Regions from separate parts of the Mus musculus genome. Here region 1 is linked to region 2. A link is a loop called in an ENCODE intact Hi-C map of the cell type or tissue named here. Cell type or tissue: gastrocnemius. All regions are shown on one strand. Links, peaks and the distances in the headings refer to the core of each region. The heading gives the core; the rest is flanking DNA. Region 1 overlaps Smoc1 (SPARC related modular calcium binding 1). Region 2 has its middle 15 kb from the start of Slc10a1.

Region 1 (16,034 bases), core at 6,128-8,627, 200 kb before region 2:
CCTGAACCTGCTCTTTCCCCTCCAACTTCTCTTCTCCTGCCCACACTGTGAGGGTGGCAGCGTTCCTACAGGGCATCCGATACAGTCTCTAGGTGGGGTGCTGACTTCTCACAGAAGGGAAACTGGTATTCACCTCCCCACTTTGCTGAGCAAGGGGAATGGTGGTTGTTATGAACATGCCACATTTGTCAGAAGCCATGGGCAAAATGCATTGCACAAAATGGAATAAGCAAGTTTCTTTACTCTTAGACAGTACACACACTGCCCAGTTAAAATCACACTAAGATAATCTACATCATAATAGTCGAGAGTTTTTACAAAATACTCCTGATTCTATTTCTTCACTGTTGTATAGTCGGGTGGGGCCGTGTGACCCCTTTAGTCACTGGAACATGAGCAATATGACTGTGGGGCTTAGTTTTTGTCAACATGATACAAACCTAGGACATATCTAGGCAGAAGGAATGTCAACTGAGTTATTGCCTCCATAAGTTTGGCAATCCCGGGGGAGCATTGTCTTGATTGACGATCAATGTAGGAGGACCCAGGCCACTGTGGGCAGTGCCACTTTCATTGGCAGATGGCCCTGGGTTGTATATGAAAAGTAACTGAGCAAACCAGGGGAGAGAGCCAGTGAGCAGTGTTCCCCCATTTTTGCCTCTTCTCCTGCTTCCAGCTCTTGTCCCCAATTCCCTTTGTGATAGACTCTATTTGGAACATGTAATCCAGATAAATTCTTTCCTCCCCAAGTTGGTAATATATTTCATTCTGAATAGGCACCAGAGTGCAATTTACCACATTTCTCTTTCTTTGCTTCCATAATCAAGAGGGAAGGAGTCTTCCTTGACATGGATCCCTAATAAGGACAGTACAAAGAAGTGCCCCAGCTGACACTAAGTCTAGGTTATCTCTTTGTGTTTTAGCCACCGAAGTCATGAGGGGTGAACTGTATTGCAGCTCATCCTGGTCTCTCCTGATTGAGTTATATCAGCAGTGTGATACCTGTTTACTACCTTGTAGACAGGCAGTACCCCCGTGCATAGCACTCCCTTGTATCAAGTGTGCAGATTACTAAAAGATAGCCTTGAGTTTGGGAACAGGCTCCGCTTACCACATACAGGATCATCAACCATTAACTAGAATCAATAGTCCTGTTAAGAGGATCTGGACAAAGGGTTTTCCTGGAATCTATCCTATTAAGGAGGAGATGGTGCAGAGCAAAGGGAGTGCTAAGGTCACATTGTTAAGGTGGCTGCCAGATGTAGAAGTAGCACACAGAAAGGATTGTTCAGGTTGATCTGTCCTTTGTTGATGAGAAATGACAAGAGACCACTGGCTGGCTTACCCAGCAAAGGAAGTATTAGACAGGATGTGACCAAAGTTAGGGCTTTTTTAGTTTAAAAAAAAAAAGTTGCAGAAGACATACAGATCTGTGGTGAAGGGTTGAAGGTCTTGGTGGTACTTCATGAAAGATCTAACTTCTCATTCCCCTGCTTGTTCAGCAAAAACAGGTCAAGCCTCCTGGGAAAGATTTGAACCTCATTAATGGGATAGCCATGATCTTACAGATCAGTTAGAAGCTTTGGAGATACTTGGCCAGAAAGATAACTTAGCTACCTCTCTGCATTGTTTGTTATTTTGATTTTGTGTGTTTGTCTGTCGGTCTGTCTATCCATCTACCCATCTATCTTTCCTCAAAGGTGTTGTGGCTGTGTTTCACCCTCTTGGGAAGCAGATATTATATCACTGGAGCCCCTGGGACCTGGGACCCCAATCCTCTATCAACACTCGATGGTCCTGAAAAGATGCCAGCTCTGTGGCCTCTTAGACCTCTTTGCTGAATGCATTCCCAAAGTTCCCTCCTTGTGAAAGCGGTACATGGCTCTGAGCCCCGAGGTGAGGCAAAGACAGAACGGACCTGTCTTGTGCTGTATCCTTGACTCTTGATGCAGCTGTCTGGGGAAAAAAACAGAGGAGCAAGGGGTAGGAATGAGAGTCCACTCTGCTGCCAAAAGTGAGCTCCCATGGCCCCTCTCTATACTCTATGCTGGAGGTCAAATCAACTCTGACTCCTCCTGGGCTTCCTGCACGGGAAGTGCTAACCACACTTCTCTGAAGCCTTGCTGGCAGTCTTCTACAAAATAGTGGCTTTAAGTAAGATTTAACTGCTGCGAATGACAATGAACTCCCTCCAATGCAGCTCAGTCCTAAGGTACAGGATACAGAAGCTGCTGTTCTGATGCCCCCAGGAAGGCAGCCATGGAATCAGCAGTGCTCAGGGCTTGAGGTCAGAAAATCTGAAGACAAGAGGACCCCTTAGTCTACTTTCTCCAGACCTGGCAACCACTTTGCCCCTCTTCCTAGGCCTGAATCTATACTTAGAACCTGGAACAATGCAGTCTGGTCACTGACCCATGACAGTGTCCATCAGTGTACAGCAAACCAGCTATCCCCACTGCCTCAAAACAGAAGCTTCAGTTCTGAAACTGGGAGGAATTTGATGAGGTACGAGATGATGAGGGACTATGTGACCTGGCAAATGCTAAGATCCTTCTCCAGGGAAGTCTTGTGGGAGAAAAGTTTGGGCAAAGGGAGAATTTAAAAAAATATCTTCTGTGTACCCTCAGAGGACAAACTGCAGCCAGAAGAATCAGGAAAAGCTGGGTAATTAACAAAGGTCATTTCCAAGGACAGCCCTGAAGGGAGAGAGGATGAAAGGAAAGGTCCTACTCGCAGGAGACTCAGGTTCCTGGCCCCTATCCTGGCCATGTTGTCAACCCCCATCCCAAAGTCCTCTGCTCTGCAGGGTTTGCCAGCTCAGAAGTGGTGCCACACAGTGCCAGGCAGAACTGAAACGTGAGCTGGGCAAACCTGACTGAGGGCCAGAGGGTCATCTTTCCACCTGCGTTCCAGCCCCAGGGTCCAGATCATGATTAACACAGCTATGCCCACCAGGCTGAGCTTGTCAGAGCTCCTTCCCAATGTTCTACCAGCTCCATTCCAGGTGCAGCTTGAGAGGAGGGCCCCAGAATGAGTATACTTTGGGGTTTCTGTGCGGGTGAAGGTCAGAGGGAGAATTAAGGTATACACACTAGCAGTTAAGGGCCAAGAGGACCCGGGGCATCTTCCTAGGAAGTACACACCCCAAGGACCACTGTGTTCCCTGCTGGTGTCTCACTAAAAGCAACCTAGACTTTCCAGGATCAGCGCTTGAGCACTTAGACCAGGAAAACCATGAAACCTTCTAGGAAATGGGGCCTCTCCTTCAGAGAAGGCCACCCAAAGAAAGAGGCACCAGCTGCCCAAGTTTACCCATTTTTATTTTTTATAAAACAAGCTACAAATACTTTTTCTTGCTCCCGCCTCCCCAAGGGAAAACCACACAGCACAGCCTACGCCCATCTGTGAGAGAGAAGTTGGCTGGTCAGATTCTAAACTCCTACATAAAGGTGGCTTCTCTGTGCACATTTCCTTCTGGCCAGGAAATGGGACTGGAGTCTGCTGGGAGGGCCATCCAGCTCCAGCCTGCTGCGTGCGGTGTTTCTGTTCAAGGCTCCAAGAGAAGGTGTTCTTCCCACCTTACCATGCAGGACAGGGTTACTGGTCATCATGGGACAGCATGTGTGACTTCCACCAGGACAGCGGGAACCTTCTGGAGCTGAGACTTCATCGAATCAAGCTCCGAGAAGGCTATGTTCCCCACATGTGGGCAGCATTATGTGGTCCATGCCTTCCAGACCCAAAATAGAGCAGGGTTTACCAGGGTGGATGCATTTACAGGATACTGAGATGGAAACCCAGGGAAGGCAGGTTGAGGAGAGCAAGCCAGCAAAAGAACCAGTCCTGGCCTCCCTCACTGCCATCATGGCTGACCATGGAAGAGCTGCTAAGTATCACTTGCTGCTCTGACTGAAGGACCTCTGAATCAGCATGTCACCTAGACAGAAAAAGTTGCTCATCTGCCCTGGTGCAATTCCGGTGACACTCTGTGCAAAAGCCTAGAGTTCCCTATAGCTGGATCATCGCTCCTATTCCTCTGAGGAAGCAGAAGTAAGGGACGCCACGTCAATTCAACAATTCTGGAAGTCCATGAGAAAAGCCAGAGGAATAAGAGCAACTCCGGGATTGGCCAACAAGGTGGCTGACCCAATCGGTGAGGATCCAAGAGATGGAGGGAGAGCACGAAAGTAAAACCTAGTTGGACTCTAGTGTTGGGAGCTACATGCTTGTGGAGGCTCTCTTGTGGGTTTGCAGAAGGGCTGGTTCAGGTCTTCAGTCCTCTTCACCATCTCCTCAGATGCCCAACACCTGCTGCTGCAGGAGAACCCTGCTGGTGCTGGGTGTCCTTTTCCTCACATGCTTGGGGTCTCACCTCTCATGTCCTACACGGGGGACATGCTAAACATGGGTAGAGATGTTTAAAGCAGCCAAATCCAGCCCCTTCAGGTAGAGATTGCTCCATTATTCACTGTAGACTGCCAAGGGATCTGGATAGCATGGACATGTGGGCCACCGGAGATCTGAAATCCATGCTGGCCAGCACAGGAACTGGGCTCCCCTCCTACCCAGCCAATGGCCAAGTGACTGGACTTTGACAGCTAATGGACCAGTACCCTCTTCCCACCAGAAGAAAACATGCTATCCACAGCACAAGCACAGGGCTCCCATCTATTCTCTCAGAGTCCATATACAGTGAAACTTGGGGAAGCTAAGGAGAGACCTGGACTGGGAGTCCAGAGGAAGTAGAAGGGAGGGACAAACAGCGATGTCGATGCCTGTACAAAAGATCTATACAATTTACATATATATTTATATACAGTATATAAATCTCTTTCTTCTCGACCCCGTCCCTCGCCCCCCCCAACCTAAAAGATGTCAGTAGCAGATCCAAAAAACCTTAACAATAAAAGAGAGAATAAACAGCTTTTCTTCCCTTTCCTGTTCCTGCTATGGTATTAGATAATTGGTGTTTACAAATGGAACCAGAAACAAACCACACACGTAAGAGTTATTAAAAGTGCAAACATGGCGGGCACCACTTATGTTACACAGACTGTGGCTGGGCCACGGGCAGCGCTGAGGGTTAGGTGTCTGACGGTCAGTCCTGTCTCCTCGGAGTTTCCATGGGCCTTTTGCTTTTTCCACTCTTTAGACAAGGCGTCCGACTGGGAGCGGGAAGGAGAGAGCAAAAAGAAAAAAGCGATGTGAGCCATTAGTGTACAAAATGTTCAGCTACGAAACTATCTGCATGAGGACAGCCTTTGCACAGCAGACATGGGCTAGGTCAGGCGCCAGTTGCCTAGATACTCAGATGTGCGTGCTTTACCCTCCTATCTTTTGCTACTCTGGGCAGCCCCCAGCATCCAGAGTCAGTTAGGAACTGTTAATTCCAGTGGAACTGTACAAACCCGGAGTCTGCCAGACACGCACAGGATGAAATCTGCTGAGTTCTGGTCAGGTCGTACTACCCTAGCCTGGAGGAAACAGCAGGTGTCTGGGACAGGTGCGGGTGACAGAATCCTTTCAGCACTGATGACATCTTCCTCAGATCCCCACCAGACTCAGAGTGGGGGCCTTTATGTGATGGTCTGGTCTATGGCTTGACTACTACACTCCCACGGTTTCTACAGGGGGTCCACCAAAGAGGGAAGTCCAGAAAGAAGGTCACTTACTGAACGGGTTTGTGCCTGCTCGTTTTCCCTGAGGGAAGCTGCCAAGGCTACCACCTGCAACAAATAGGAACATATGACATGGGAGAGGTCATGACCCAGACAGCTGGCAGAGCTCCTGTATCTGAGCCCCTGCCTGCTCTGCCCTCGGAACCGGAACGGATAAGAGTGGAAGAATGGGAGGGAGCCGGAAGTGGCGGGAGGGAGCCGGAAGTGGCATGGCTGTGCTTCCTGTTCTGGGGATGCCTACTGCCATGTTCTGCCTAATAAACCCACTGTCCACCAGCCCCTTTAAACAGCCTTTTTTCCCCCCTATAGTTAGGCTGGAGTGTCTCACTGGCTTATTGCTGCTGCTGCAGCTCCTGGTGTCATTGGCACTTTTTTTTTTTTTTTTTTTTGAGATAGCATTTCTCTCTATAGTCCAGGCTGAGCTTGAACTCAAATTGAATAGATGAGGCAGGCACCAATCGAAGAGAGAATAAACAAATTTTCTTCACTTTCCTTTCCCACTGTGGTATTGGAACCCACGCAGGACGCCTCTTTGAATCCCCTCAGCTGTTAGCTAAGAAGGGTTTTAATGGCTATTTATAACCTTCTTGGTTCTGGGTCTCCGAGTCCTGTAATGTCAGAGGTGGAAGGAACCTTAGTTCCTTCGCTTGCCAAATCTGGAGGCAAAGGCTCAGAGTGACTTACACAAGGTCCAAGACCTGGTTTGATAACACCCTCCCCTGTGCACAGGTCCTGATGCTCCCTCAGGACCTGATCCTGAAGGGAGAACATACTAGGAGCCGGGCCAGTTCCCTGTGCCTCTGAACATCGTTGGACCGAACCAGAAGATGGTATTAAGACAACATCTATGCTACATCTCTGCCTCCCAGGGGGCGGGGGGTTGGAGATTGTCTCCTGCTAAGTCCAGGATTACCTATGGATCCTATGATGACACAGCTCAGCCTCTCCCAATATTCCTTATGACCAAGAAAGACAAACTAAGGGTAGATGTTGGTATATCTAAGTTTGCAGGTGAGATCACAAATCCAGGAAGATAAGAGGAGCAGACCTAAGGCAGGCAGGTGAGCAAGGGCAGAGCCAGGCTGCCCAACCTCAGAGTCTACATTTACTCTGCTCCACTCCGCAGGTGCTGCCCTCAGGAGTAAACATGGAGATCCGTACATGGAAGAAGAAGGCCTATGGTGGCCCTGGCTCTGCTTCATCAGCTAAGAGCCAGAAAACAAAATGAAGAGACAGGAGCGCAACCCTGTACCTCAGCAAACCTATATAACAGGAGTGATATTATCCCCATTTAATGTGGCTAAAAACCCAGGATGGCACAGCATTCATGGGAGGAAGTAAACTCATTGCTGCTGTCATCCGCTGGACCCCGAGCTCCTGATCCTCAGAGGGAGAGGAGAAGACTGAGCCCAAGGAAAAGCTGGCGCTTCTGAGACACTGAGCCTCTCTCTGGTCCTCTGCTGCTTGCTGTACAGGGTAGAGACAGCAACCCTGACAAACTTGCTTTATGACTTGGAAAAGAACAATTACCGAGGCCCGGGCCTCCAAATGTCTGGCTTGCCATGCTGGTCAAAGGATTCAGCTCTCCAGTGAGAGTCATGGAAGACAAAAGAAGGGGTGCTCCTGTGGCATCTCCAGAAGTCGGGCCCCTCAAACCCAAAACTACACAGCCCAAGTCCCACATCTTCCCACTCACTTTGGGCCCCCATCTGGCATGCAAGTCCCTCTCAGGCCACCAGAGGGCACCACATAATACCAGATGACCTGTGCCTGAGCTCTCATATACCATCTTGCTTTCTGCCATTTGGAGCAAAGTGAGACCTTGAGGCTGCCAGCAAGCAGCACCTCTATCCCATGGGTATATTCCTCTGCTACTGATAGCTTTTGTGTGATCGCTGTGCATCTGGACTCTGTCCCGCCCATCACCTACTCTAAACTGTTAACTTCTCACTCCAAATCTCCAAGGTAGATACTACTACCTCCATTCGGCTGAGGAGGACATTGAAATCCAGAGAGGTGAGGAACCTTGTCAAATTACAGGGTTAGAACTGACAGAGCTTAACAGTCAGGTCTATCTGACTTCAGGGTCTCTGGTCATACCTGCATCCCTATTTCTGTCTAGACAGTTGTCCTCACCCCTCCCCTAGGTTTCTTCATAGTCCTCCATTCTCCTGCTAGCACCATATGCCTAGAAACAGACATCCTTGTCAGGGCACTGGCCACACAGCTCCCCACAGGTTCTATCTCTCTCCTCACAGAGTCCCAAAGTTACATCTGTGCCCCATTGCCCAGTATTTCTCTCTGGCCACTCTCTTGGCTTCCCCAGGCAATAAGTCTGGCCTGCTCACAAGAGACATTGTTCTTCACTCTAGGGTCATCCTCACGGAGGGCAAGGAAGCTAAACTATGAAGTCCTACTGATAAGGCAAGCAATGGCAGCACTGCTGCCCCATGCGTGCAAAGCACTGCTCCTCTGCTTAAACCAGACTCTAAAACATAGAACAACAGAAGGCTTTGGGCTCTAGGATCAGTGTGTTGTCTGGACAGAGGGATGGAAAGAAGAGTCCCATCGTACTCTCTATGGACTTGCCATCTACACAGGCAACCTCAACTCTAACTCATAACCTCTCTTCCTCCTACGTTTTACTTCACCACATTCCAACACACACACACACACACAGAGCATGTGCATGCATGTATAGTCATGCATACATAGATACATTTTAAGTCGGGCATAAAGGGCTGAGGAGATGGCCCAGCACTTAAGATCACTTGCTGCCATTGCAGAGAACCCAGGTTCAGTTCCCAGCATCCACATGGTGGCTCACAACTATCTGTAATTCCAGTTCCAACAGGCCCTCTTCTGGCCTCTGCAGGCACCAGGCACATACTTGGTGCACATAACGTAAATGGAGAGAAGCACTCATACACACACAAAAATAATTTTTAAAAACGGGCATAGATAAACACACGTGTGTACACACAGAGATAGAGATGCTGTCAGACAGGTACCCATGCAGGCATGCTCACAGCAATATGCTGAAGAGATGCATGCACAGATGCAGGCAGACCTGTCGCAGTCACATTTGCAGACACAGGTGCTTCAGCCAGACCCTCAATGACACTTTTTAAGTGAGAGGGTCAAGGTAGGGTTGGGCAAGAAACAGAAATTACCCCAGGAGTCTCTGGGAAAAAAAATATTCAGATGACTCGAATCTACAGCCTGCTCCTCACAGAATTTGGATTGGAGGGGCATCCAGGTGAGCACTGATTCTTAAATCCTGCATCCCAGATCACAGCTTCCTCTAGATGCTTCCTCTGGGTCCTGTGTGTTGGCTGAAGTGGTAGACAACTGGTCCCCAGCAAAGTTCCAGAGGGAGGATCCCTGAGTTCCATGGACCAAGTCACCACATTGTACCTTCCCTTGGCTTTAGTTGCTGTATGGACAGGTACTCGCAACACAAAAGGGGCATGGAATGGGCCAGGGTCAGGCCCCAGCAACTCCTCACTAAGTAGCAAGTGTTCCTGGGTAGGTCTGGGATGAGCACTACAGTCTCTGTCAAATATGACCGTCCCAATCCATTGGTTCCTCACTGCCTTTATAAAGCCTCCCACTTGAGTGAAGGGCTTTCTAGCCTTACCTTACCTCCTGCCACCTATAGTTGCTACAGCTCTCAAGAGCTCCAGTTTGTGAACCATGAGAAATTACATGCAGGACACGTCTAGGACTGTTCCAGAGAATTCCCTCACACACCCAAGCTTACTCTATATGGTGGATGGGCAATAAATCAGACGCACATAGTGCCCCTAAAAGCCTGTTGACAAAACCATCAGAGTCATTCTCACTACCTGCTTCCTTGAGGTATTATGTTGAGAAGTCCCAGTCCTTGTGCTATCCCTTGCATCCACATACCACACACAACACACATTCATACGCACACAGTCTAGATCGCAATCTGGAACTACACTGCTCTACTCCATGGACAAGATAAAAGATAAGCAATCTCTGCTAAGTTGAGCTATGGTGTGCGTGAGTCTATTCACTACTCGCAGTAGTCTTCTCTACCCTAACTAACATTCTGATAGTACTAATCACAAAGTACATGAATAACTCTCATGTCTTTTCGGTAGACTGTGTAAGAATAGGAACCTCACCAGTCAACCCCATGGCTGCAGCAGGCAGCTAGGCCCTGAATCACAGCCCACTCCCAATAAATGGCTGGTGAATACATGGGGGTCTAGGATCTCACTGCTCAGGGCATCCCTTGGTCCCTGTCCCTGGGTCTGACAGGCATACAGGGGATAGAACTCACCTTCTTTGCTAACACCCAGGCAGCCCTTCAGCTCAGGCAGTGAGATGACCTTATCCTTGTTCAGGTCGCAGTAGTCGGTGAAGCGCCGGGCACATTTCTTGGGCTTGGCTTTCTTCTTTACATAGCGCTTGAACGGCTTCATCTCCCGCTTGTTAATGTCATCGCTGCTGTTGCTATCCAGCTGGCTGAAGTACCAGTGTGCCACTCGCTCCTCCAGGGTGTGGCTGGGGTCTGGCTCTGAGAACCTGACCACGGACAGAAACCCCCACCCCAGAAAACACCACTCAGGATCTTGCAGGAATCACCTGCTTTGCTGTGATTCCCTCCCAAATGGCCAAACACCAGGGTACTCGATACGGTTAAGCATTTGCTCCCACCAACCTGTATTGAAGTTGGTTAATAATGAATCCGTGTTGGGGAATGAAGGTAGACCCTTGAAGAGAGATTAATTACCTTCTACAGATCCTGAGTCAGTTCTTATGGAAACGAATTAGCTCTTACAAGAGGAGGCTGCTGTGAAGCTATATCCACACACACCCATTTCCCTTCATCTCTGTGTGTATTTCCTACGTGTACTTTCTAGCATGAGTTAGCTGAAGCTGTAAGAGGCCCTCGCCAGAAGTCAAATGGATGCTGGCATGCTCTTGGACTTCCAGAATGTGAGCCAAAATAAAACTCTTCTCTATAAATTACTCAGCCTAGGATATTTTGTTACAGCAACAAAGACTAACCCAAGACAGGCTTCATGCTGGGCTACCAACCATCAGGTAGCAATAGCTCTTTCCTTAGGGGCATCCAAGTGATGTTATTTGCTGACCTGCCTGACCCTCTGAAATAGCCAGGATATTTCTAGTGTACATAGGCACTGGAGAGAAATTGTGTAGATTTAGTGGTCATCACACCCAGTGCCAGAACTGGAGATGTCAGCTTAGCCTCAGGCTGCTCACAGTCTAGGAGAAGCAGAACCCAAAATATAAAGGCTGGTAGATGAGATGTGTGATGCCCCTGACCTGTGGCTTTGTGCTTGTGCATAGAAGAGTAGTCCTTGGTCACGCTCACTTTATTCACTGAGACAGAGTCTCTCAGTTGAAGTCACAGCTCCCTGACACAGTTGATCTAGCTAGCCAGGTTACTCAGAATACTCAATGTCCACCTGCTGAGTGCTGGAGTTACAGGTGTGCTCCCAGAATTTACATTCACAGATGAGACCTAAGCTCTGTTCTTGTGTTTGCTGCTTGTTCTTTGCCTGTCAAACCATCTCCCCAGACCCAAACAGAGATCCTAAAGCAAGCATATTCTAAACCTGCTGGGGTGAGTCTCTAGAGTGTAAGGTTTCCAGTCAGGAGGACTGGGGTGGGTCTAGGAGATCACATAGTAACCAGAACCCCAGCTAATGCTTAGAGAAACTAGTGACGGCACCAGTCAGAATGGCTAAGATCAAAAATTCAGGGGACAGCAGATGCTGGCGAGGATGTGGAGAAAGAGGAACACTCCTCCATTGTTGGTGGGATTGCAAGCTTGTACAACCACTCTGGAAATCAGTCTGGCAGTTCCTCAGAAAAATGGACATAGTACTACCGGAGGATCCCGCAATACCTCTCCTGGGCATATATCCAGAAGATGTCCCAACCGTTAAGAAGGACACATGCTCCACTATGTTCATAGCAGCCTTATTTATAATAGCCAGAATCTGGAAAGAACCCAGATGCCCCTCAACAGAGGAATGGATACAGAAAATGTGGTACATTTACACAATGGAGTACTACTCAGCTATTAAAAAGAATGAATTTATGAAATTCCTAAGCAAATGGATGGACCTGGAGGGCATCATCCTGAGCGAGGTAACGCAATCACAAAGGAACTCGCACAATATGTACTCACTGATAAGTGGATATTAGCCCAGAAACTTAGGATACCCAAGATAGAAGATACAATTTGCTAAACGCATGAAACTCAAGAAGAACGAAGACCAAAGTGTGGACACTTTGCCCCTTCTTAGAAATGGGAACAAAACACCCATGGAAGGAGTTACAGAGACAAAATTTGGAGCTGTGACGAAAGGATGGACCATCTAGAGACTGCCATATCCAGGGATCCATCCCATAATCAGCTTCCAAACGCTGACACCATTGCATACACTAGCAAGATTTTGCTGAAAGGACCCAGATATAGCTGTCTCTTGTGAGACTATACCAGGGCCTAGCAAACACAGAAGTGGATGCTCACAGTCAGCTATTGGATGGGTCACACGGCCCCCAATGGAGGAGCTAGAGAAATTACCCAAGGAGCTAAAGGGAACTGCAACCTTATAGGTGGAACAACAATATGAACTAACCAGTACCTCGGAGCTCTTGTCTCTAGCTGCATATGTATCAAAAGATGGCCTAGTCAGCCATCACTGGAAAGAGAGGCCCTTTGGACTTGCAAACTTTATATGCCCTTTACAGGGGAACTCCAGGGCCAAAAAGGGGGAGTGGGTGGTTAGGGGGTTGGAGGGTAGGTATGGGGGACTTTTGGGATAGCATTGGAAATGTAAATGAGGAAAATACCTAATTAAAAAAAAGAGAAAAAAAATGTAAAAAAAAAAAAAAGAAAAATAGAGTACTTACATTATTATTACTTGACAAGTTTTTAGTCATATATCGCTACTGAAAAAATATGTTGCATATCAACTCAAGTAGCATATTTTTCAAAGAGTTTAATTATTAAATTTGTGACCAGGATATTACATCAGAAGAAAGCTTGTATCTTAGAATCAAATCCCCAAACTTAACCAGGGAGTAATTAGATTTTAAATACAAATGCTCATGGTGAGATTTTGGGTAATCAAAAAAAAAAAAACTGAATTATTTAAAAAAAAAAAAAAGAAAAGAAACTAGTGACGGGGAATACATCTTTGTGCCCAGATACATATTGATGACCACATCTGGCATAGCCTATATCTCTGGCCCACAAAGTTACAAGGCCAATGTCTGTGTGTACGTATATATTCGATGGCCTGCCTATCATTTTATTTATTACTCAATTATTTATTCATCATCTTTACTCAAAGAAATCAGAGTGATACTCCTTAGAATTTTTTAAAGCCAATGATAACTCTGTTCATGATGAGTTGGAGTTTCTGAACAGAAGAAAACACACACACACACAAGTGTCCTGGTTCTGTCCTAGGGACTTGCCACTGACTATGAGCTGGACTCCATATTCAAATGCCTGGGTCACTTGCCCATGGGGAGAGGAATGAATCCGAAGTGTAGACCCTGTGCATTTCAAATGACTGGTGTGCAGAGTCTGCAACAGAACATTGATAGGGAATTTCACTGACAAGCAAGAACCCTAGACCAGGTGATCGGGACCTGCTAGCATACTCTGAAGATACACATGGTTCTTAAAAAATGTCCAAGGCACTTGGTGATATGACGCTCCTCTCAGATTTGCTGTATATTCTAGAAAGGAGTGGACCACCTCTCATCCCTCCCTGAGAAGAAGCTAGAAAATCCTGTCTTACTTCACAGTGACCCCCATGTAACATGAAGTTCAAGCAAAAAGAAGCTGCATTCCCCCACACTCCTGCAGAGAAGAGCTTGTCACCCCTGGTAGCTGCCTAGTCCATTATTAACGAGGCAGACCACAGTCTTGGGTAAATCCCCCAGACATCCTGGATTCTAAGAAGGATGTCAGTAGGACCTCATCCTGACAGCTTCCACCCAGAGAGACCCTTAGGGAAGTTGCAAGGCACACTGAGCTGTCACTGGCCTTTGACTCCTGGGGAATCTGCTTAATCTGCCATGGAAACCAGGTGCAGGGAGTCTGGGGCAGGCTGACATTCTCTGCGGGGGCTGTGCAGCCTGTGTTTAAATGTTACTATTCTGTTATTAGTGACAGCATCTGCTCTCATGGCTGCCCTTGCAGTACACAGGGTGGGCAGGCAGAAAGTCTGTAGGGAGTGCTCAGGGCACATGAAGGGGAACATCAGAGAGGACCTAAGCTCTGGAGGAGACAAGAGCGCCCAAGAAAGGTTCTCTCTCGGGGAGGCAGCCAGGGAGCCGAGAGAGCGCCAAGAAGAAGGCAGCTCTTCCTTTAACCTTTAGGCTCTGCATAGCGTAATGTCTACCTGGAGGCTGGAATAATAAAGTCTCGGTTGCTGAGACGGGAAGGGATGAGGTCATCCCACCCAGAGGCCCTGCCAGAGAAGGTTTTCTCCCTCCAACACGTGTTCCTGGAGCGCCCTCCTAACCGCCTGTCTGTTCTCTGCACGTCTGTGGTCAGAGCTCTCCCTACCTGCCTTCAGGCTATTTCGAATCAAGAAGCTGTTCTTCCTACCTTGCAAGCTCTGAGTTGGCCAGGGGGTGATCTTCATCTGGGCTCTGTTCCTTTGCCCTCGTGGTTCTCCTCTGTACCCTCTCTGCTCCCCCATCAAGATCTTTCAGTGTGGAGCAGTTCTGACTTCCCACAGCTAGCCTGCACACCCTGCCTGCTGCCAGCCCGTGGCAGAATGCTGGGTTAAGCACAGGACACCGTATCTCGGGAGAGGTCTTCTGAGACCCTTCCAAGCCACCAACCCACTGGTTGCCCTGTGGGGACTAAGGGTTCTGCCTCTGTCCCACTCCCTCCCCTCTGTCCCAGATATCACAAGCCTCTGCTTTTGAATCCCTTTGATCTCCAGAAGTCCCCTTAAGTAACAAAGCTTTAGCTATACCTCAAAACTGAGTGATGGCAGGGCCATGCTTGGGAACCAACACCTTACTAGAACAAACACCAAGAACCTTTCACATCTGATCTATCATATGACCTGGGATAGCCAGAGCAACACTGAGCATGTGCAAGAGAAAGCACAAGAGACCTCTGCAAACTGGGCAATTCTGAGATTCCCCCTGCAGGGGAATGCTAGATATGGGTGAGACAGATTTTCCAGGAGCCATCTCAGTGCATCCCTGCCATCACAGACTCTGCCACTTATACCCTTACCTCAAAGTCACATCCCACTGCCCGCCCAGGTCACACAAGCTTCCCTAAGTATTCTTTTAGAGTTTTCTTCTTTACATTCATTCACTTATTTGTGTGTGTATGAATCTTTGTGCACATGCCACAGGATACATGTGGAAACCTGACGACAACAGACGGGAGTCAGTTCTCGCCTTCCACCGTACAGATTCTCGGGATCTAGCTCAGGTGCTCAGTCATGACGGCAAGCACCTTCACTCCAAGCGCGATCTCTGCATCTCTGTGGTGCCTATAAGGGCCCTTTCATGGGTGAAGTTCTTCCTAAAGGGCTACCTGGGTAGGCCGACTGCCTAAGTTTTCTCAGATGTAGTGTGGAAAACTACCTTCCCAAAGATACCTCATTCTATATTCAGGATATTCTATATATTCTATATTCAAGATATATTCAGTCACTCTGCCTTTAGGCTATTTTAGTAGCTTCTGCCTTCAGGAATAGGGAAACCCACTAGAACCAGGTCCCTCCCTGAACAGACACACTCAGCCTTCTCCCAATTTTAGGGGTGGTGAAGGCCATCCTCCTGCGGCACTCTCAGTTTTGATTCTGTGGCCTTGGCCCTGGCAGGTTTTGGCTGTAACACATCGCTGGAGAGCCAAGCCCATTTACCACAACCTGCTTTGGCCAAGATCTGGGGCCCAGTTCTGCTGTCCTAAGCAGTTTTAGAGAAGGTAAGGAGGGCTGGCCAGGAGGCCTGAGCCAATCCAAGCAGACCGACTGAGCCCCATGTGGAGCTGGGTCCAAGCCCCACCAGCTGTGCGGGTGGAGATGGGAACTGCCAAGTCAGCCACACTCCAGACTCTTCCTTGCAAAGCCATCAACAGACAACCAACTGCACTCTACCAGGAGGATGAGGGCCACTTAGGAAACATGAGTCTACTTAGGAGGATGAGTCTCTCCTTAGTAAGCATGTGAACGACCAGGAGGCTCAAATAGACAAGGCTGGGTCTCCCAAGAGTGCCCTACCTACCTACCTACCTACCTAGACAGCCTTCCTTTTTAGACTGAGGATTTAGTGAATGGGTGGGTGGGTGGGTGGTCCATA
Region 2 (16,034 bases), core at 6,727-9,226:
GGTCTTAATGTGTGTTTAACCTTTCTGGGTCTCAGTTTCTCTGAGCCAGGCAGATGACTCGGAACAGGAAGCAAAAGGCCAGGCATCTTCAGGGGACAAGAAGCAGGGGTTGGTCCTTGTAGAGTTCTACGTGGACTTGATAATCTAGTAGCCATGAGTCCATGGGAACTAAGCGTCTGGAGTATATTCAAAACCCAGATGCCCTGGTTCTGAGGCCATCTTAGGTGTGTGCTTTTTAACAGGTTTCTCAGATGGGTCCAATGTACCAGCCTGGAGAACATAGGCCAGGTTTAGATGCCACTCTGAGACTTTCCCAGGAGATCTTGACAGTTGTAGTCTAGAAGGAAAACTGTGGAACTTTGGATTAAAGAAGTGTGAGGGTCCGGAAAACAACAAAATAAAGAGGAGTCAAATACAACCCTTCCAATGTCGGGGACCCGGGTAGACCCAAAGGAAACAGGGAGGGCAGGAAAAGAGGTGGATTTGCATGGTCAGGGTGGTGTCACCAACTGCATATGCAAGAAAGAAACTGGAGAGAGTAGCTGACATGTTCTGTCAGTCTGGGCACCAAAGGTGGCAGCCTTAGAGTTGGGACTAGCAAAGCAGGGAAGGGCAGGGTCTGTTGCAGAGCAGGGATGACAGAAGAAAAGCCTCATCTCTGGCCTGCTAGCTTGAGGCTCCGGGAGGCTTCCAGGAATTGGCTGAATTTAAGCTGTGGAACTCAGCGGGAAGACTGAACATAGCTCTACCAGGGAATCAGGAACAGAGAGGTCCGAGAAACCTGCCTCTGCTCACCGGAAACAGTGTTGAAGGGGGATGCAGAATTAGACCATTGATGGAACAAATTCTAGAGGCACTAAGAGGAACCATCCTCCTGATGATTTGACCTAATGGGAGATTGGCCCGTAGGTGGGGGAGCAAGAAAAAAAGCAGAGGGAGAGGAGAGGGCACTGAGAGTGGGTAAGTAGGTAGGATAGGCGATGCCACTGGGAATTCCAAGGAAGGAAGTTAGAAACTGAGTCCCTGTTGCTCTCCATTTTCTTGGGGAAGTGGGAAGCCATGGCCCTTGCCAAGGATATAGGAAGTGGGGCTGAGCATAAGGCCACAGCGGGGGACAGCCATCACAGAGAACGGGAGCTTGCAAAGACGCACCGAGAGCTTCACCAGCTCTCTGAACAAGAACCAAGTCAAGATGAGCCAAGATTATGACACCCGTTGTTCAAAGAGTGGAAAGACCAGAATACACAGGGAATTCTTGGCTATAAAGTCCAGGCAGGAAGTGAAGCAGAAAAGAAGTGGCACCCAGGGAGAATGGAGAGGTCAGAACGTAAGGAAGAGCTATTCATATGCACAGATCAAAGGAACCCAAGAGCCAACTGAAAGAGCTCCCAACATCCCAACCTGGAACATTGTGAGTGACAAAATAAAGAGGAATTGTATTAACTGAAAATGTAAATAGTCAGGATTCTACACAGGTATGAATAAATGACAAAAATAAAGAATACAAATGAGAAAGGAAACAGAAATTCTCCCATGCAGGAGAATGCAAAATAGATGTCCTATCCTCAAAAGAGAAGAATATATGCCAGCACTGGTGGTACAAGCATATACTCCCAGTTACACGAGGGTCACAAGTTTAAGGCCTGCCTAGCGTGAAAGAGAACATTCAAGGCCAAACTGAGCAACTTTTGACTCTCTATCTCAAAAATTAAAAGTAGAAAAAAGCCAGCACTATAACTCAGTGATAGAGTGGCTGAGTATTTCCCTAGGGTGTACAAAGCCCTGGTTCAATCTCCGGTGTTCACACACACACACACACACACACACACACACACACACGGAGTGGGGGTTGGGTAGTTGGTGTCCTACTTTGCTTTCTATTGTTGTGATAAACATGATGATCAAAAGCAAGCCGCAGAGGAAAGAGTTTATTTCAGTTTACAGTTACATCACACAGTCAGTCGTGGAGGGAAGTCAGGGCAGAAATTAAAATATAGCCCGTAAGGAATGCTACTACCTACTGGCTTGCTCCTACTGGATCATGATCAGCTGGCTTTCCTGTATACACAAGGACCACCTGCCTAGGGATGATGTCACTACAGTGGGCTGGGCCCTCCAAGATTAATCATCAGCCAAGCCAGTTCCTCACAGACATGACTGTGAGCCAATAGGATCAAGGCAATTCTTTGCCTGCAGCTCCCACTTCTCAGATGGCTCTAGGTTATGGCAAGTTGATGACAAAAAAAAAAAAAAAAAAAAAAAAAAAAAAAAAAAAAAAGCCCTAACCAGTGCAACTGGACTTGGACTATCTGAGCAGAAAGACTATAATACTCATAAAAGAAAGAAAATAAGACCTGTTAACGGCAGTGATTTATACCAAAACACACAAGAACGTGTGAGCTATAGATTTTATGCCCCCAGCTAAATTTTACTTCAAGTTGAAAGGCCACAGAGAAACCTTTAATAACACTCAAGAATTCAGAAATGTTTGCTACGATTCCCTTCCTACAGAATATACTAGAAGGCTAGTTTCAGAAAATAAATATAACTGGGAAGATAGCTACATAAATACTGGTAGCAAACATTAAGCAAAATTCAACTATAAACTTTAGAACAAATGATGGCACTGGAGAGATGGCTCAGCGGTTAAGAGCACTGACTACTCTTCTGAAGGTCCTGAGTTCAGTTCCCAGCACTCCCACCGCAGCTCACAACCATCTGTAACTCCAGTTGCAGGTGATCTGACACTCTCTTCTGGCCTCTGAGGGCACTGCAGGCATGTGGTACATATGCAAGCAGGCAAACACTCTTACAAATAAAATAAAAATGAATTTGTTCTCTTTAAAAAAAAAAGACCAAATAATGGTTATAAATAATAGAGAAGGCTGAAGAGATGGCTCTGGGGTTAAGAACACTGGCTGCTCTTGCAGAGGTTATGAGTCCTAGCTCTGTCGACACAAGATGAAGCAATAATCACTCATTCAACAGCAGTGAACTGAGATCTCCAGAATAAGATCTCTAAATACCATTCCCATTAGAAGTAATTCTGAGGCAGGAAATTTTTTAAAAATCTGAAATATTTAGTGGTACTAGATAATAAGGAAACTTTCAAAAACTACTAAGACTGTCCCCAAAAGACTCAGGTGTCAAAACCCACTCACAAGAAACAGACCTTATGCTCCTTCCAATATGCTTGGTATACGGTAGTCAGTCCTGAGAAAGAAGTGTGTGTGTGTGCGCGCGCGCGCGCGTGTAAAGTGGGGGATGAGAGAAAGAGAGAGATGTGTGAGAGAGAGAGAGAGAGAGAGAGAGAGATATCAAAAATAGGCCTAACTATAAGCAGCATAGAAGACAGAGAGGCTTGTCAAGCAATGCAATGAAATCAGCAAAAAGTTGGAGCAGAAATAACCTACTCAAGAACAGAGAGAGAAACAGAGAGACATAAAGTCATGGAACCTATAGCTGAAAGGCTGCTAAAAGCCATGTTGACCAATCACAGGCTATAGCTCTTTCTGAACCTTGATCCAAATAAACCCGGAAAATACTCTAAGATAGTTAACAAGGTGCATGCGCTCAGCACTGATGACAACTGGGAATTATCAATTTACTTGGGTGTAAAATTAGTGTTGGGCACTTTGTTTGCAGGACATATGAGAAACCAACCTGAAAACTTCCTCCCTCTGGAGAGTAAGGTTCCATGAAGGTCGCCAGGAGGGACCTTAGCACTGAAATACCAATTGGCAGACAAGTGTGCCCTCTGGTGCAATAATGGTATAGAGGTTATGGGAGACAAGTGTGCCCTCTGGTGCAATGATGGTATAGAGGTTATGGGAGAGAATGACAAACCACCTTCTTTCTGGATCTGCGGCCTCCTCCACAGAAAGGAAGTCGTGTGTGGTAAATCTGGTTGGGTGCCCACAGGTCAGGACTGCACAGGCAGCAGGGAGAGGTGCTGTTCTTTTGCCTTGTAAATATTTAGGATTGGGCTGAGAGGTGATTCGGAGATTGAAAACACTGGCTACTCTTCTCGAGGATATGGGTTTGATTTCCAGCACCCACATGGTGTCTCAGAAGCCTATGCAATCCTAGTCCCAGGGGATCCACCACCATCTTCTTGCTTCCCCCAGCACAAGGCATGCATATGGGGCACAGACATACATGCAGGCAAAACATTCATACACATAGAAGTAAATTAAAATGTAGTGTGGCGGGGGGGGGGGGGGGTATAGCCTTAGATTAGTGAGAGTCTCAGTATTGGTCAGATAAGCCTCTTCGGCAGTAAGGGGTCGATCCTATAAAGACTCACACCTAGTCAAAGTACTGAGAATGGGTAGATATAAGTGCCCAACCCTATGTGGGGCAGCTAACGCAATACACCCATTGCTCAGGGAAAAAAGGGCAGGAAGAATGCAGAGGCCAAAGGATGGGGAGAAGTGCTGTGACACTCAGTCCTGGATATGGCATGGCTACTGCACTCAGACCCTCACGGAAGCTGCATTTACCTGTGCAAGACCAAGCAGCAAGACCAGCCAGCATGCCAGAAAGCTACAGAACTGTTTACTAAGAATAATTAAAAAAAAAACTTTATAACAGTAGAAGACAGAAAAGTGTGAAGAGCACATGTTGGGAGGAGGGTGTCCAGGGGGAGTGGGAAGGGTGAGTTGGGTGAATATAACCAATGTGTACATGTTATGAAACTGTCACAAATTAATACATACATACATACACACACATAGATAGATACATATATACATACATACACAGATAGATAGATAGATACATACATACATACATACATATATACATATATATATACATACATACACAGATAGATACATACATATGTAGATACATACATATATACATACACAGATACATACATACATACACACAGATAGATACATACATACATACATATGTACATACATACATACATACATACATGAGAGATAGATACACAGATAGATATATAGATACGTAGATAGATGAAAGAGAGAAAGAGCGAGAGAAAGAAAGAAAGAAAGAAAGAAAGAAAGAAAGAAAGAAAGAAAGAAAGAAAGGAAAAAAGAAAGAAAGAAAGAGAGAGAGAGAAAAGGCTGGAGTAGTAGCTACAGATACATACATATATACATACATACATACATACATACATACATACATACATACATACATATGAGATAGATACACAAATAGATACATAGATGAGAGAAAGAAAGAAAGAAAGAAAGAAAGAAAGAAAGAAAGAAAGAAAGAAAGAGAGAGAGAGAGAGAGAGAGAGAGGGAGGGAGGGAGGGAGGGAGGGAGGGAGGGAGGGAGGGAGGGAGGGAGGAAGGAAGGAAGGAAGGAAGGAAGGAAGGAAGGAAGGAAGGAAGGAAGGAAGATAGGGCTGGAGTGGTGGCTCCACATTCAAGAAGACCTAGGTACAGTTCTCAGTACCTACATGGCAGCTTTCGGCCAACTGGAACTGCAGTTCCAGTGGTTCTAACAGCTTCATCTCACCTCCACAGGCGTCGTGCAAGCAAACATAAAATTTTAAAAATAATAATTTTTAAATGGATAGATAAAAGACAAAATTTTTAAATGGTGTTGAGTTTTTCAGGTCTTTAACTTGTAGAGGTGCATAATAGAGTATTTGCAGATAAAATGACAAGACTCCGATTTGCTTGGAAACAAGGGGACCAGAAGGGTTAAGTGGTGTGCAGAGGGAACAAAGCTGAGCATCAGTGGTACCAGAGGCTGAACAGTGGGCAGAGTCTAATAAATCCTTCTCTGACAAAAAGCCCACCGAATGCAGGTAGGAGGAATCCTGGTCTGTGAACGCCTCTGAAGAGCAAGCTTCCACGATCAGGGATATTCCAGTTACAACATGGTGTTCCCGGCGTCTGCTGATGGGCTTGCATGGAGACAGAGTTCTATCTATAACACATCAAGGCAAGGCGTCATGTACACCCAGGAGCTCAAGATCCAGACCCTGGGTTCCACCTTCACCTTTGTAGACTCTCCTTCCCATGTTGCAGATTCTGCTGCTTGCTTTAACGTTAACCCTTGCTTGGTTTCTCTCTCTCTCTCTCTCTCTCTCTCTCTCTCTCTCTCTCTCTCTCTCTCTGTGTGTGTGTGTGTGTGTGTGTGTGTGTGTGTGCTATAAGCACATGTGTGCGTATGCACATGCCCGGTAAGATGCAGAAGATAAAGGAGGGCAGTAAGGTGTCCTCTATCACTCTCAGCATGTTTCTTTGAGGCAGGGTCTCCTCCTGAACCTAGGGTTCATGTTTTCTCAGCTGGGTTGGAAGCCAGCCAGTCCCAGCAATCCTCATGTCCTCCCCTCTTAGGAGCTGGGGTTATAGGTGTTTGTGCGGATATCGGCTTATTACATGGATGCTGGATCTTAATTTTTGTCCTCCAGAGCAAGCACCCTTAACTACTGAGCAGTCTCTCCAGACCTGGTTCTGGTTTCTATGAAATTTTGCTGCTGATGTTTGCATTAACCCACTATAGAATAGGAATTTGCATAAATTGCTGAATACCTAATTTAATTAGCACAATAAGCATCCCTGAAATGTAAATGGTCAATAAAGAAAATACACAGCTCAGTGGCCACACCCCTTTCCAGGACCTTGTACCCTCACTTCCGCCTCTCTGACTTCTCCAAACTCCAGCCTCAGGAGCATCGTGACCAGTGCTGGCAGCCATAGCTCTGTGCCAGCCGTGCGGAAGCACAGATGAGCCTTGGCAGCGAGACCCAGCTTGTGACTGGCCAAATGAGGTCTCAGGGCGGGTTCAGTGTGAATTACTGCAACTATCTCCAAGCAGCTGGGGATGCAGGTAAAGATATGTCTAAGACTTGAAGAAGCCTCGGGCTCGTTTTACTGCCTGCTAACTCCCACCCACCCAACATCCCGAGCTTTCCAAGCAAGTCTCAGGAAATGTATCCTAAAGGGACAGGAAACAAAGAGGAGGGAAACTAGCTTCATTTTGGAAATAGGAAGAGTGTGTACAAGCAAGGAAGGTTACAACACTGGTGAGACCCTAGTGAGATTCCCCGAAATTTAAAAGACAAAGGAATCCATAGCACTGCAGTACTATAGAGCCACTGCAGAGGTTCTCAACCTGGGCCGCTTTGGATCACAGATCCCACACTTACATTATGATTCATAACAGTAACAAAATTACAGTTATGAAGTGGCAGCAAAGTGGTTTTATGGTTGGGGGGTTACCAGAAGTTGAGGAACTATATTAAAGGGTCTCAGCTTTAGGAAGGTTGAGAACCACTGGCCAACAGCATTCACCTTAACAAAGAGTTGTCCGTCCAGACTACTTCTCAAAACCGCCAAGGTTGAGAAATCCTGGGGCTGGTGAGATGGCTCAGCGGTTAAGAGCACTGAAGGCTCTTCCGAGGTTCTGAGTTCAGATCCCAGCAGCCACATGGCGGCTCACAACCACCCATAATGAGATCTGATGTCCTCTTCTGGTGTGTCTGGAGACAGCTACTTATGTATAATAATAAATAAATCTTTGAAAAAAGAAAAAGAGAGGTCCTATGAGAGACAGGTGGACATAGAAGCCAATCAATTGGGGCTTCAAACCAACTCTGCCACTGTCTTGTTCTGGAACCAATTAGATATTGCTCCTCACATCAGTTTTCGTAATTGTAAAATTGGACTAATAGTAATTATTTCACACAGTCGCTGTGAGAAATAAAAAGAACACAATATGTTAAAGTTCCCAGCACACAGTTGGTCCTCAGTAAGTGAAAGGGGGTCCTTAAATGAGAACAGAAGACATCCATATTCTTAAAGGGATGGGTAAAAGAGTCCTGCAGTGCAGAAGAAAATTGAACTATGCAATCAAAAGATGTATGCATTATTTCAGGACTACTCTGGATAATGGGCATAGAGTATAGAAAGGAAACTCTAAAAGTTGTTTAACCACAGTGCATTTACTTGCTAAAGTTGAATTGTACTTATAACAACTATTTTCTGCCAATGTTCTTCCTCTCAAAATATTACCCTGCCCCTTAGCCCCTGAACACCATTTACGACGCCTCGAGAAATCCACCCATGGGGCCATGCCGCCATCTGGTGGCAGAATCGGTAAGTGCAGCTAAGATTTTTATTCATTGGTGTGTGGCATGTGCACCATGCATGTTTAACAGCATCTAAGCTACAGAAAACAAATTCACACTCAGTTTCCCGAAACTGAGGACACCTTGGGCCTTTCTCCGTGGTTCAATACATGTTTAGCTAGAGCACAGAGCTCTCTTATTGTTTAGTCTGGTTTTTTTCTTGGATGTTTCATTGATTTTTTTTTATTAGATAATTTATTTACATTTCAAATGTTATCCCCTTTCCTAGTTTCCCCTCCTAAAATCTCCTATCCCCTCCCCCCATTCCCTGCTCCCCATCCCACCCACTCACATTCCTGGCCCTGGCATTCCCCTATACTGGGGCATAGAACCTTCTTAGGACCTAGGGCCTCTCCTTCCATTGATGACAGACTAGGCCATCCTCTGCTACATATGCAGCTAGAGCCACAAGTCCCACCATGTGTTTTCTTTGATTGGTGGTTTAGTCCCAAGGACCTCTGGGGGTACTGGTTAGTTCATATTGATGTTCCTCCTATGGGGCTGCAAACCCCTTCAGCTTCTTGGGTACTTTCTCTAGCTCCTTTATTGAGGACCCTGTACTATGTCCAATGGATGGCTGTGAGCATCCACTTCTGTATTTGCCAAGCACTGGTAGAGCTTCTCAGGAGACAGCTGTATCAGGCTCCTGTCAGCAAGCTCTTGTTGGCATCTGCAATCGTGTCTGGGTTTGATGGTTGTTTATGATCCCCAAGTGGGGCAGTCTCTGGATGGTCCTTCCTTCAGTCTCTGCTCCGAACTTTGTCTCTGTAACTCCTTCCATGGGGTATTTTGTTCCCCCTTCTAAGAAGGATTCTGAGCTTCTGGGCTAATATCGGTGAGTGCATATCATGTGTATTCTTTTGTGATTGGGTTACCTCACTTAGAATGATATCCTCCCGGTCCATCCATTAGTCTAAGAATTTCATAAATTCATTGTTTTTAATAGCTGTGTAATACTCCATTGTGTAAATGTACCACATTTTCTGTATCCATTCCTCTGTTGAGGGACATCTGGGTTCTTTCCAGCTTCTGGCTATTATAAATAAGGCTGCTATGAACATAGTAGAGTATGTGTCCTTATTACAAGTTGGAGCATATTCTGGGTATATGCCCAGGAGTGGTATTGCTGGATCTTCTGATCAAACTATGTCCAATTTTATGAGGAACCGCCAAACTTATTTCCAGAATGGTTGTACCAGCTTGCAGTCCCACCAGCAATGAAGAAGTATTCCTCTTTCTCCACATCCTCACCAGCATCTGCTGTCACCTGAGTTTTTGATCTTAGCCTTTCTGACTGGTGTGAGGTGGGATCTCAGGGTTGTTTTGATTTGCATTTCCCTGATGATTAAGGATGCTGAACATGCCGGGCATGGTGGTACACGCCTTTAATCCCAGCACTCGGGAGGCAGAGGCAGGCGAATTTCTGAGTTCAAGGCCAGCCTGGTCTACAAAGTGAGCTCCAGGACAGCCAGGGCTACACAGAGAAACCCTGTCTCAAAAAAAACAAAACAAAAAAGGATGTTGAACATTTTTTTAGGTGCTTCTCAGCCATTCAGTATTCCTCAGTTGAGAATTCTTTGTTTAGCTCTGTATCCCATTTTTAATAGGGTTATTTGGTTTTCTGAAGTCCAACTTCTTTCATTCTTTATATATACTGGATATTAGCCCCCTATCAGATTTAGGATTGGTAAAGATCTTTTCCTAATCTGTTGGTTGCTGTTTTGTCTTATTGACCGTGTCCTTTGCCTTACAGAAGATTTTATGAGGTCCCATTTGTCGATTCTCAATCTTACAGCACAAGCCACTGCTGTTCTGTTCAGGAATCTTTCCCCTGTGCCCATATGTTCAAGACTCTTCCCCACTTTCTCCTCTATACGTTTCAGTGTCTCTGCTTTTATGTGGAGTTCCTTGATCCACTTAGACCTGAGCTTTTTACAAGGAGATAAGAATGGATCAATTCGAATTCTTCTACATGCTAACCGCCAGCTGAGCCAACACCATTTGTTGAAGATGCTCCTTTGTCAAAGATCAAGTGGCCATAGGTGTGTGGGTTCATTTCTGGGTCTTCAATTCTGTTCCATTGGTCTACTTGTCTGTCGCTATACCAGTACCATGCAGTTTTTATCACAATTGCTCTGTAGTACAGCTTTAGGTCAGGCATGGTGATTCCACCAGAGGTTTTTGTTTTGTTTTTTTTTATCTTTGAGCAGAGTTTTTGCTATCCTAGGTTTTTTGTTATTCCAGATGAATTTGCAAATTGCCCTTTCTAACTCTGTGAAGAATTGAGTTGGAATTTTGGTGGGGATTGCATTGAATCTGTAGATTGCTTTCGGCAGGATAGCCATTTTGACTATATTAATCCTGCCAATCCATGAGCATGGGAGATCTTTCCATCTTCTGAGATCTTCTTCAATTTCTTTCTTCAGAGACTTGAAGTTCTTCTCATACAGATCTTTCACTTCCTTAATTACAGTCACACCAAGGTATTTTATATTATTTGTGACTATTTTGAAGAATCTTGTTTCCCTAATTATTTTCTCAGCCTGTTTATCCTTTGTGTAGAGAAAGGCCACTGATTTGTTTGAGTTAATTTTATACCCAGCTACTTCACTGAAGTTGTTTATCAGGTTTAGGAGTTCTCTGGTAGAATTTTTGGGGTCGCTTATATATACTATCATGTCATCTGCAAATAGTGATATTTTGTCTTCTTCCTTTCCAATTTGTATCCCCTTGATCTCCTTTTGTTGTCTAATTGCTCTGGCTAGGACTTCAAGTACTATATTGAATTAGTAGGGAGAGAGTGGGCAGCCTTGTCTAGTCCCTGATTTTAATGAGATTGCTTCAAGTTTCTCTCCATTTAGTTTAATGTTGGCTACTGGTTTGCTGTATATTGCTTTTATTATGTTTAGGTATGGGCCTTGAATTCCTGATCTTTCCAAGACTTTTATCATGAAGGGATGTTGGATTTTGTCAAATGCTTTCATCGCACCTAATAAGATGATCATGTGGTTTTTGTCTTTGAGTTTGTTTATATAGTGGATTACGTTGATGGATTTCTGTATATTGAACCATCCTTGCAACCCTGGGATGAAGCTTACTTGATCATGATGGATGATCGTTTTGATGTGTTCTTAGATTTGGTCTGCGAAATTTTATTGAGTATTTTTGCATTGATATTCATAAGGGAAATTGGTCTAAAGTTCTCTTTCTTAGTTGGGTCTTTGTGTGGTTTAATGAACAGAGTAATTGTGGCTTCATAGAATGAGTTGGGTAGAGTACCTTCTGTTTCTATTTTGTGGAATAGTTTAAGGAGTATTGGAATTAGGTCCTCTTTGAAGGTCTGATAGAACTGCACTAAACCCATTTGGTCCTGGGCTTTTCTGGTTGGGAGACTATTAATGACTGTTTCTATTTCTTTAGGGGATATGGAACTGTTTGGATTGTTAATCTGATCCTGATTTAACTTTGATACCTTGTATCTGTCTAGAAAATTGTCCATTTCATCCAGGTTTTCCAGTTTTGTTGAGTAGAGGCTTTTGTAGTAAGATCTGATGGGTTTTTTGTTTGTTTGTTTTTTTGGTGGGGGGGGGGTTGGGTTTTTTTTTTTTTTTTTTTTTTTTTTTTTGGATTTCCTCAGATTCTGTTGTTATGTCTCCCTTTTCAGTTCTGATTTTGTTAATTAGGATGTCGTCCCTGTGCCCTTTAGTTAGTCTGGCTAAGGGTTTATATATCTTGTTGATATATAAACCCTTCAAAGAACCAGTTCCTAGTTTGGTTGATTCTTTGAATAGTCCTTTTTGTTTCCACTTGGTTGATTTCAGCCCTGAGTTTGATCATTTCCTGTCATCTACTCCTCTTGGGTGAATTTGCTTCCTTTTGTTCTAGAGATTTTAGGTGTGCTGTCAAGTTGCTAGTGTATGCTCTTTCTAGTTTCTTTTTGGAGGCACTCAGAGCTATGAGTTTTCCTTTTAGGAATGCTTTCATTGTGTCCCATAAGTTTGTGTATGTTGTTGGCTTCATTTTCATTAAACTCTAAAAAGTCTTTAATTTCTTTCTATTTCTTCCTTGACCAAGTTATCATTGAGTAGAGTGTTGGTCAGCTTCTATGTATAAATGGACTTTCTATTATTTATTTTGTTATTGAAGATCAGCCTTAGTCCATGGTGATCTGATAGGATGCATGGGATTATTTCAATATTTTTGTATCTGTTGAGGCCTGTTTTGTGACCAATTATATGGTCAATTTTGGAGAAGGTACCATGAGGTGCTGAGAAGAAGGTATATCCTTTTGTTTTAGGATGAAATGTTCTGTAGATATCTGTTAAATCCATTTGTTTCATAACTTCTGCTAGTTTCACTGTGTCTCTGTTTAGTTTCTGTTTCCAGGATTTGTCCATTGATGAGAATGGGGTGTTGAAGTCTCCCACTATTATTGTGTGAGGTGCAATGTGTGCTTTGAGTTTTAGCAAATTTTCTTTAATGAATGTGGATGCCCTTGCATTTGGAGCATAGATGTTCAGAATTGAGAGTTCATCTTGGTAAATTTTACCTTTGATGAGTAAGAAGTGTCGCTCCTGGGGGACTTTTGAGATAGCATTGGAAATGTAATTGAGGAAAATACGTAATAAAAAAATATATAAATCTGAAAAAAAAAACAAAAAAAAAGTGTTGCTCCTTATCTTTTTTGATAACTTTAGGTTGAAAGTTGATTTTATTCGATATTAGAATGGCTGCTCCAGCTTGTTTCTTGGGACCATTTGCTTGGAAAATTGTTTTCCAGCCTTTTACTCTGAGGTAGTGTCTGTCTCTGTCCCTGAGGTGGGTTTCCTGTATGCAGCAAAATGTTGGATCTTGTTTATGTAGCCAGTCTGTTAGTCTATGTCTTTTTATTAGGGAATTGAGTCCATTGATATTAAGAGATATTAAGGAAAAGTCATTGTTGCTTTCTGTTATTTTTGTTGCTAGAGTTGGAATTCTGTTCATGTGGCTATCTTCTTTAGGTTTGTTGAAAGATTACTTTCTTGCTTTTTCTAGAGCATAGTTTCCCTCTTTGTGTTGGAGTTTTCCCTTTATTATCCTTTGAAGGGCTGTATTTGTGGAAAGATATTATGTAAATTTGGTTTTGTCATGGAATACCTTGGTTTCTCCATCTATGGTAATTGAGAGTTTTGCTGGGTATAGTAGCCTGGACTGGCATTGGTGTTCTCTTAGGGTCTGTATGACATCTGCCCAGGATCTTCTGGCTTTCATAGTCTCTGGTGAGAAGTCTGGTGTAATTCTGATAGGTCTGCCTTTATATGTTACTTGACCATTTTCCCTTACTGCTTTTAATAATCTTTCTTTGTTTTGTGCTTTTGGTGTTTTGATTATTATGTGACAGGAGGAATTTCTTTTCTGGTCCAAACTATTTGGAGTTCTGTAGGCTTTTTGTATGTTCATGGGCATCTCTTTCTTTAGGTTGGGGAAGTTTTCTTTCCTGTTCTATTTTGTTTGAGGCAGGGCTTCATTCTCTAATCCAGGCTGGCCTCAATTATTGTGTCGACCAAGCTAGCTTTGAATTTGAGATAATCCTCCTGCCTCTATGCCCTCAACCCAACCCCTTGGCTAAGAAAAGTCTTTTGTGTTGTTTTCTTTGGGGGGGGGGTGGTTTATTGGTTGGTTGTCAGTTGGTTTTTGGTTTTTTCCAGACAGGGTTTCTCTGTATAGCCCTGACTGTCCTGGAACTCACTTTGTAGATCAGGATGTCTTTGAATTCACATAAATATGCCTGCCTCTGCTTCCCATATGCGGAGATTAAAGACATACACCACCACACCTGGTTCATTTTTTATTTTTAAGACAAGGTCTCATGTAGCCCAGACTAGATTGAAGTTACTACGTAGTTTGCACAGAAGAGCATATTCTGAGACTCCAGCCAAGGCCGGGAACTGGGAGGCTCCAGCCTTCTGACCTAGACACATTGGCAGTTGCAAATAAACACCAAAGCACAGCAGGAGCATGCATGACACTGAGGTACATGCGTGCTCTTTGTCTCTACAAAACTGCTGCTCACATCTAGGTCACCTGTGCACCAGTTTACGGTGATTTAAATCCTCTCCACTTTTTTGATTAAATACCAAGTCTCATCTTCAGTATCTCAGAGGCCCTGCAAAGTCCTGATGCTCCTACAAGCCCAAACCAGAACCACCAAACTCAGACAACCTCTGGGTGGCGAGATTTTTGTTTTCCACATCATGCTGTGTTTACCCTCTGCCATCTCTAAAACGAGTCCTTGTAACAACTCACCTCGGTTTATGTTGTAAGCCAGTGGAGAAAAATCAATACTGGAGGAATCAATGTTAGAGGACTTCTGACCCTCTGGGCCTTGATGCTGTCTCACCCACCTCTACGAACTCTGCTCCTGCCATACCACGAAGTGTTTGCTTAAATTTGCAAGAGGGTCAAGGCACGTTAGGGTGAAGCTCTCCTCCATGGCTCCAACCTCAGAACTAGCACCTGAGGACAAACTTGGTACTCCCGGTGCTCCTGCCTCTGCCTCCCAAAAGCTCCACCACCCCAGCTTAGACACAGATCTGAAAGCTCTCTGTTTGGGCCTGATGGTGCACCGTAAGCTCTAGCACTCGACATCTTCCAGGCTGAATGGTGGAGCAGCATGGTGTGGCTATAATCACAACCAGAGTGATTCCAGAATAACTAAAAGAACTTTCTCAGTGAACGCATTAAAACTTTTTTCCAGCCCAGGAGGTGGTGGTGCACACCTTTAACCCCATCACTCAGGAGGCAGAGCTAGGTGGATCTCTGATTTCAAGGCCAGCCTGGTCTACAAAGCAAGTTCCAGGACAGCCAAAGCCAAAAACGTAAATCCTATCTAAAACAAAAACAAAAAGCCCACCCACAAAGTGACCTGCCCCCCAGTGGGCGCCACTACAGTGTACAAGGATGTAGTGGCAAGATGGGAGAGAAAAAAAAGCAAATGGTTTGAAAGCTATGAAGAGAGGCAGAACTAGAGAGTGAGGGTGAAGAGGAATAGCCTGTTGTGAGTAGGCTATCAGGTAACTGTAGGGAGGAGCATATCTGGCTATAGTCAGGTAACTGTGGGAGTGGAATCTAGCCAGAATGCCAGGAGTTTGGGACATTGTCTGCGTGACTGATAGTCACACACCTCTCCTGCGGGGGTTGTGGGGGTGATAACTTCGACAGGAGCCAGGGGTCCAGGAGACAAGATCAAATACCTTCCGTCCCATGTAGGTGGAAATCACCACCCATTGAGTCCCCCAGGATTCAAGACCTATGCTCAACCAGGCTGTCTGTGTGCAGCCAACTGCCCCACATCTCCTGCCGATGGCAGCATTGGATGGCCTAGCTGAAGCCGTGCTAAAGAGCTTACCCTGGTTATTTTCTATGCTTCGTTTGGTGGTGGTGGTGGTGGTGGTGGTGGTGGTAGTGGTGGTGGTGGTGGTAGTGATGGTGTGTGTGTGTGTGTGTGTGTGTGTGTGTGTGTGTGTGTGTGCATGCACGTGTGTTTTATTTGGGGGGAGATTACAATGGCAAAGGGCAGATATTAGGGGATGGGGAGATGAGTGGGATTTGGGACACATGATGTGACTCACAAAGAATCATTAAAAAGTTGAATGAAAGAAAGAAGAAAATCGGGGGGGGGGGAGGAAAGAGACTGAGGAAAACCCCTGACATTAGCCTGTGGCTTCCACATGCATGTGAACATATGTGGACACAAACTTGCACACACAATGTGGCTCTGCTGGGGATAAATTTGGCATTTCCAAAGTCATCTCTGTTAAACCTATTTCAGTCACAACATTTGGCAATTTTATGAAATTTCTAAATGCTGGGATGTGGCTTCCTCCACTCTGCCCAGGTACTCCAATAAAAACCTTGCTCTAGTGAAAGATAA

Evidence for each region. Peaks named below come from ENCODE experiments on the same cell type or tissue, not always from the same donor. Only the 100,000 strongest peaks of a DNase experiment are listed, where the experiment ranks them.
Region 1: it touches region 2 in a loop (18-fold over the local background); 41 of 42 quality-filtered maps call a loop at or near these places.

Annotation. Positions count from the first base shown.
Region 1 is chr12:81,173,680-81,189,713 of GRCm38, reverse strand. It overlaps Smoc1 (SPARC related modular calcium binding 1), which reads right to left. Exons shown (of 13, transcript NM_022316.2): 11 at 9,991-10,235; 12 at 5,673-5,726; 13 at 3,300-5,165. The coding sequence ends at 5,149. Among named protein-coding and RNA genes, the nearest start is that of Mir3067, 16 kb to the right of the region's middle. In gastrocnemius, for the core only: a CTCF peak has its summit at 7,407 (motif pointing right); a DNase peak (open chromatin) is centred at 7,417.
Region 2 is chr12:80,974,564-80,990,597 of GRCm38, reverse strand. No RefSeq gene overlaps it. Among named protein-coding and RNA genes, the nearest start is that of Slc10a1, 15 kb to the right of the region's middle. In gastrocnemius, for the core only: a CTCF peak has its summit at 8,074 (motif pointing left); a DNase peak (open chromatin) is centred at 8,082.